Regions from separate parts of the Homo sapiens genome. Here region 2 is linked to region 1. A link is a contact called in ENCODE Hi-C or POLR2A ChIA-PET data. All regions are on one chromosome and are shown on one strand. The core of a region is the stretch at or near the end of the contact, and the rest is flanking DNA. Distances in the headings are between cores, read along the strand shown.

Region 1 (3,541 bases), core at 920-3,419:
TTTTGTACCTCCTGGGAGCATTCCTAACACCTAGAAAGAATATAGAATAGGAACTGGATATATTTACTGAATCCGCTACAACCTACTACAATAATTACTTTTAATAAAATTAACATTGAATTATCAAGAAAATGCTAAATGACGTTCAACAAACTGCTTAAGAGAAACATTTGCAATACATTGTAGAAAAATCTGTATAATGGTTAAAAATAATTTTCATAAAAAAAGTTTGACCCCCCACTAAGGGCCAAGCTCCAATTATGCTGGTCATCATTGAATTGAAACGGTTTGCTTTGTATCAATTCTGAATAAATGATGCACTAAAAAACAGCAGACTTTATTTTGCCTAGAGCAGATTTTGAATTGTGGTATATGCAAATAATATGGTATTATATTATATGAGGTTTAACTATATAAAATGGCAACAGATTGCATAGTTCAATCACTAGGGTGATGAAAAATAATTGTTTTAAAATGTGCCATTGCCACTAAGGAAAACATTGGCACTATGTGCCCGGCACTGTGCTGGGTGCTGAATTTATTAAGCATTAATTTGAAAAATTGCTTTCACTTTCAAGACTGTGACAGTATTCTAAAACTCTCATTCATATTGTTTAAAGGTTAAGTGAAATTTGCAATACACAATACAGCCATTACATAACAGGCACAGAATACAGTTTCATGACTTGGATAGTTTTTGTTTTTTAAGCGCATTAGCAACTTCATTTCCAAATGCTATCAAATTCTTCAGGATATGAAAACCTACATATAAGAATGGAGTGCCTCATCGGCTCATTTGTCTTATGTAATAAGTGTTTTAACACGGGCATGCCGTTTCAGAATTTCGGGTGAGACTAAGCTGTACTTTAGCTTTTTTGTGTCAAGCAAAAACAATTTCAGCAACAACACTCGCTTCCCCTGGTAATTTTTTTCATGGCGAATTACTAAATGCTAGATGCTCAAGTCAAAAAGAAACCTGACATCTGGGGAGGTGTTGAGGGGGTGTTAATAGTTCTAGTGAGATGTCTGGGGAGCGTTGAGGATACGATTTTTCAAACAGCAAATACAAGGATAAGGGGAAATTATGGTTTCGTATGACTCTCTCCTCCTTCCACTTTCTCGTTTCACCAATCTGTGGCCCCCCCAATTTAGAGGCGGGTTCAGTGAGATTAGGCTGCAGGAAACCGAGAGGCTCCACCGCGCTGCCGCCCCGGCCTCGTGATGTAATTGTTATTTCTTATTCGGAGACCGAACCGAGGAGAGCTGCTGAAGAAGTAGCAGCCCTGCTCCTTTTCCCTTGTCTTGTTGGGTCAGATCCTTCCCGGGGATGATGCAGATTGGCTGACAGACTCCGCTGGAGACTTCGCAGTGACAAAGCAGCCGAGGATTAACCCTGCTCCTGGGTCCTACGTCTGTCCAGGGAGCTGAGCGGGGCGCTCCTCAGGTCTCCTTCCTAGTTTTCCTCCCAGAGTCGCTCCACACGAGTGCTGGGCGCCTACTACGTGCTGGGCGTGGGGTCAAAGTGACCCAGAGTTCGCGCCCGTGCCCCCCAACATTAAAGCAGGACACACAGATTACAAGGAGATAGAAATTGGGGGTGGGTGGGTGAAAGGGGGCCCAGAGAGCGCGTGTTGTGGGGTGAAGGGGAGGAGGTAGACGCTTAAGGCAGGCGGGGACCCTGGAGCGTCTGGGGCGCCCCGGCCCCCAGGCTGTGCCCAAACGGGAGCATTCGGCCTGGGTCCCAAGAGCGCTTTCCCCGGTCCCCAGGAGGAGCTGTCCAGGCGCCTGCAGCGGTCGCGGGCGGCTGGACAGAGCTGGGAGCCCGGGGGACGGCCCGGGCGCGCCGTGCAGCCCCTCTCTCGGGGACGCGGTCCTCTCGCTGCCTCCGGGTCTTGCAGCCCCGTCTGGGACACCCGGAGAGCAGGCGAGAAGGAAATCCACGAAACAGAGGGGGTTCCGCAGCTCCTGTGAGCCGCCCGGATCCGCGCGGCTTCCTCCTGACCGGGTGACAATGGGAGGGAGGGGGAGAAAAGGGTTAAGAAACTTGGCTGAAGAGCTGAATGGCGTGGGGCGGCGAGGGGAGGGACTGGGCCGCGGCGGACTCGGCGGCGGAGGGAGGAGCGCGGCTGCGGGCGGGCGGTGAGCGAGGCGCTCAAAGTCAGCCTCGCAGACATTGCAGCAGAGCCCCGAACTCGGGAGGCGGCGGCGGAGGAGGCGGCGGCGAGGCGCAGGGACGACCCGGCCCCACGCCCGCCCGCCACCCGCGCGCGCCCGTCCGCCCGTGGCCTCGCGTCCGCCGCTGCGCCGTGAGCGCCGCTGGTCGGAGGGAAGAGCTCGCCGGGGCGCCGGGCCAGGACGGGGCGGCAGGCGCCTTCGCGGACCGAGCCTGACGGAGCCGGAGGCTGGGAGCCGCGGCGGCCTGGGGTGAGTGACGGCCGCGGCCAGGGCGCCAGGAGTAGCGGCCGCCGGCGCCGCCGGAAACGGCCCGGGAGCGCGGCCCGCGTCGGCTCTCGCTTGGCTGGCAGGGCCGCGGGGGCGTCGGGGCGGCGGGGAGGGCGCGTTTCCGGGGAAATCCTGCCTCTGCTGCCTGGTTCGAGTCTCCGGGTTCTCGCGGGGGGCCGGGGCGGCGGGCCGGCAAGTTGTGGAGTGGCCCCGGGTCGGCCCGCCCGTCCGTGCCAGTTCTGGGCAAGGGGGCGGCCGTCGCGTGGCCCCTGAGCGGGGCCGGACTCGGGGGGCCGGGTCGGGGTTGCCCCCGCTCGCTTGCCCTCTCGGTCCCGAACCCCGGGCACCGCTCGCCTCGCCGCTCTCCGTCCTGCTGTCCAGCCGGATCCTGGGCGGCGCCTTTCGCCTGGGTGCCTCCCTGCTCCTTGCTCGCTGGATACCCGGCTGGGAAAGTGAATAGGAAAAGGGACAGCTCGCCCGGCCCCCACCCGACCCCGGGCCGCTCTGCCCGCACTCGCGGTCCCCTCCCGATGGCGAGGCTCACGGACCCGAGGCCTCAGCCATCATTTTACCAGGAGCCAGGGGCCGGCCCCCATTTAGGGTGAGCCCGGTGGAAGTCCGGGAGGCTGCCTTTTCTCCCTTCTTCTGTGTCCACCTTATTACGATTGAATATTGTTTTATGAAGGTTTCCGTGGATGTATTCTGCAGACCCTCCCATCCCTTCCAAAGTAGTTTCCCAATTTTGATCAGGAGTTGGTGTTCAGTCAGAAGGAACAAAGGAACCAACTGTGTCTTAGAGGCGGACAGGCTGGGAGTCTGTGACACATGTTGATCTCTGAAGCATTCCAGGAGTTTCTACCTTTTATCACGTCAATAATTGGCTGCTGAAGGTAGTAAAAGAAGTACGGAATGATAAGCACTTTTGCGTTTTAAAAATATTTTTTAATGGCACATTTTACTTTGGGGAAAAAAGACGTTCTTAGGCACAAGGATTTTTAAAAACCCAGTTGGTGGAACTGAGTTGGAGTTTGTTTCTGGTATTGTAAATGATTACATGTGGGATTGTGAAGGAAATTGTGTCCTTAGAGGAAGAGAAGCC
Region 2 (3,994 bases), core at 470-2,969, 780 kb before region 1:
AATTGTAATCAAAACATTGTAAAGCTCTGATATTAGAGGGAAAAAGATGTGGGTAAATCATGGAATCGTGTTCAGCTTGATGTTCTCACATGTCTTGAACTGACTAGGTTATCAAAAATTAATTATGGGGAAACATAACAAAAATAATATAATAAATAAATCATTTTATAAACGAAAAAGCAATTTAGTACCTAATGATAATAAAATTAAAGAATATTATGATATTGACCAATAATATGAACAATGAAGATAAAATAAACTATTACCAGGGCAATTTACTCAGTTCTTATTATTGTTCATTAATGTCCTCATTCCCTTCAAATAAAAAATACAATTCAAATTTCTGCTGACAAATCAAAAGCACACTATTAGAGTGACTCAAATAAAAAGATTTTTTTCTTGAATTACCTGGATTAAGAGAAAAACAATCAGTATTAGGTTAATTAATACATAAAATAAAACCCTAGGATATCCGGTGGCCATAACTAAGATAGGAAAAGAGAAATTATACAGAAAACCAAACTGAATTCAAAGAAATAAAATATTTTAAGAAGTTTAATTTTGAAAAAGAAAAGACACGAAAATGAAAATGTTCATTGTACCTTAAAGAACCCTGCTTCAGGGCCACACCTGTCATATACACTCCTGGATTTACCTATCGCCATGATAATACCTTGCATGTTCGGTGTCATCATGATCTGCCACAGAAGATAGTTAACATTAAAAAAAGGTTTTTAAACTAAAATAATTTATTCACATGCAAGCTGAAACTCTTTTGTTTTCCATATTTATAAATCAAATGTTGCACTTTTAATACCAAATTTAATCCAATATGCATGTAAGCACCTTTTAAGATCATCCATACAGGGCACAGCTGGCTCATACGGAGCCTTTGTGCAAACTGCAAAAAGGCATCCTCTCTGAATTGGAGAATTTGAAAAAGGCACCCTGCTTCTAGACAAACAAATTAGAAAAATGTGCTATCCTCTGAGTGAACTATTTAGAAAAAGCAACATCCCTTTTTACCAATTAAAAAAGGTACCTCTTCCTCAAGCCTCAGAGAGCTCATCATGAACTCAATTTGCTTCCCACTTCTGCCCCTTGTCTAGTCATCCTTGCAGAACTGTACAACCTGCACATCCCTGAACAGCAGCCCTGTATCCATAACAACTCATTTTTAAAAGTTCCAATGCACATGCACTGTTAAACTGTCACTGCAATAAATTTTAAAAAACGACAAAACACACAACTCTGTCACATAAGCACTTGCAAAAAAGATAGTGTTAAATGATTAATCACAATTCAACTTTTTTAAATGAGAGAGGGCACATCCTAAAACAAGTACTTAACTGCTTAATCAATAAATTGATAGGTTTATTAAAAACATGCCAGTTCCCATAATTTTCAAGAGCCAGCATGTTTATAAAATAGTTAACTAGAACAATGTAGAGCCATTAAGTACAAATACTTAAGCATTTTTTTTGTTTTCATAATAGCTTATTATTTTTAGCTGTTTACATTTTAAAATATCTGCAAAGTGAAATTACTCAAAGCCCTATGAAGCTATCTTACAGAAATCAAGAGATTGCCTCCGTCACCTCTGATTCACTGAACCTATTACTCATTGTATTTACTTTGGATTATATACTGAGAATTGCAATATATCTAACACCTGCTTGAGAAAACTCTCTGACCAGTTTATCTCACAAATCTGCTTATTCTCTTTATGGCGTGTGATTTCTTACACTGGTACAGTGATATGTCTTTATGACACTTCTGACTTTGGTGATTAACTCTAGCATGATAGTAACATTGGAGTAAGTCAGAAAAAAAGTTACGTGAAAAAAAACTTAACATAAATGCAATTCTTATACAAACCCACAAAAACTAGAATCCAACAAGCATTTTTCCAAATCACCCCCCTCCCCCACTACCCAATAGTTACGGCCTCCTCTGTGTTCCTGTTCAAAAACAGCTTTACTGGCCGTTCCTCAAAAAGAGTAATATTAAGTGTCTCAAGAGAAAAGTGGAAAAGGGGAGAAAATCATCTGATAGAATAAGACAATAGATCATTTTCATCTGGATTCCAAAGAACTAAATCATGAAAAACAAAAATGCCTCCATACTGTTGGAAAACTAAGTAAATGAGAATTAACAGTGAAGAGATAAGAATAAACATGGAGGTCCTATTAACGGTAGGCACTCAGTAACGGTGATGACTTACTCCACTCACAGTCACATGGAGAGGCTGTAGAAGCAAAAATATCAATTATCCATCCTGCAATCATGCTGTGGGATTTTCTGGCAGGAGATAGTGGGAAAAGGATTATAAGTAATTCCAGTAAAACAAGAATGGAATATAAAAAATTATTTTTAAATGCAAAAAATTTTTGTACTAATTAAACAAATCTTATTGTAATCTGCCAACCTGGAAGTAAACTGGTACTATTTCTGCATAAAAGAATTAACTCCACAAACAGAAAATTCTTTTGACAAATTCCATAAGTTTTCTACTTAAATTTTCATTTGAAATTCAAAGTTCTGTTAATAATTGGTAAAGTAATTTTGGACTATGAGGGGGCAAAGCTGTATGTTATGTGGCAATAGACATTAAGTATGAGGGTGCAGGCATGCCCAAAGTATTTGTATTAAATAGCAAAAGTTAAGTAGCAATGGTGCAGAGGGCTGTAAAAGGTACCTCGTCATCATACCCCCCCTCCTTTGATTCAATCATAAATTTCCCTACATGAGGGATCGCCACCTCTACAACTCGCTGATTAGAAAGTGGTTGGCTTGTAGTATTTTCAGGTTTCTGCAGAAGGAAATCATTAATATAAACATTAGAAAAGAGAACAGTGGAGAACAATGGCATCCTTGCACAACTGTATAACCTGCACATCCCTAAGCAGCAGCCCTGTATCCATATGACTTATTTTTAAAAGTTCCAACGCACATGCACTATTAAACTGTTTAAGCACATACTCTTAAATCTTTTAAAAATACCTGCATTGACTTGGTATCAAATGAAACCACTTAAAACTGAACATCAGAAGCAAATGCATTCATCAAGTAGTAATACAAAATCTGCAGTTTTCCCTTTACATCCTCAAACTGGGTATTACCAATATCATTACATTTTTCCCTGAAAGTATTTAGAACTTTAAGTACTTAAGATAAAAAATAGTGGAGTTGTATTTTCTATTATTGTCTGTATAGCTGACAATTTTTTAAAAAGTCCAATAGCTCCCAAAAACCTTTCTTGATATCTCAACCAAAATAAGATATGACCTCCTCTAAACTCATCAGAATTTGTAGGGTTTTTTTCCTTATAATTTTATCCTTCTATTGTTTTTGGTAATCAATTGTGTATCCAGTTAATATCCATATTCTATTTTGTTTAACTTATTATATACAGCCTATGAGGCTCCAGTATATTTATATCTTAAGTGTTCAACAAACACCTGCTGAAAATAAGAAAAAGCTGTTGGAAGCTGATACCCATTTTTAACAACTCAATCAGATTTATTCCTTTTTTTCTTTTTATTGTTAACAAATTCTATGTATTTCAGTAATCTACACTAATACAGAAGTCAGTGTAAAATTCAGAAAATTTCATTCAAAACTTCATGACACTAATATGATTCATTCAAAATACCATACAGATGTTTACATACTTATTTATCTTATTCAACATATTTATAACTAGCATATCCACTATTTACCTATTAAAAAAGCCAAAAGTACTGAAGGTGCTTGAAAACAACTTAAGTAACTGAATTGCATAAGTTTTCATACACAAAGATAAACTTTTGTTTTGATATTACAAAAAACATTTTTATAACAGCAATTAAAGAGGTTTCATTTCCATTAGAAATATGGGTAAATTTTAGCAATGTGAACATTTCCTGGCTTCCTGGAAGCATATATAGAAAAAGAGTTTAACTGAACAATAAAACAAAACAAAACCAATAGCTGCAACTGGTACTGCCCCTTT

The links. Hi-C counts contacts between places; a loop is a spot of excess contacts on that map. ChIA-PET counts read pairs that join two places held with the same protein, here RNA polymerase II (POLR2A).
Region 2: a loop to region 1 is called in a map of endothelial cell of umbilical vein, with 3 times the contacts of the local background. The contact joins the enhancer-like site here to the promoter of NRIP1 in region 1. A Hi-C loop is called at or near these places in 1 of 168 maps with a recorded cell type or tissue (endothelial cell of umbilical vein). POLR2A ChIA-PET finds 5 or more read pairs at or near these places in 1 of 52 experiments (PC-3).

Annotation. Positions count from the first base shown.
Region 1 is chr21:15,063,628-15,067,168 of GRCh38, reverse strand. It overlaps NRIP1 (nuclear receptor interacting protein 1), which reads left to right and starts at 2,169. Exons shown (of 4, transcript NM_003489.4): 1 at 2,169-2,424. It overlaps LINC02920 (long intergenic non-protein coding RNA 2920), which reads right to left and starts at 99. Exons shown (of 2, transcript NR_186411.1): 1 at 1-99. RefSeq lists an enhancer at 1,268-1,317 and silencers at 1,648-1,827, 2,078-2,937.
Region 2 is chr21:15,846,481-15,850,474 of GRCh38, reverse strand. It overlaps USP25 (ubiquitin specific peptidase 25), which reads right to left. Exons shown (of 26, transcript NM_001283041.3): 19 at 2,699-2,812; 20 at 603-698. Among named protein-coding and RNA genes, the nearest start is that of USP25, 120 kb to the right of the region's middle. Within about 2 kb of position 1,719, at least 3 of the 41 ENCODE cell types and tissues checked have a DNase peak (open chromatin) inside an H3K27ac peak, as active enhancers do; they include PC-3 and endothelial cell of umbilical vein, where a contact is called at or near this core.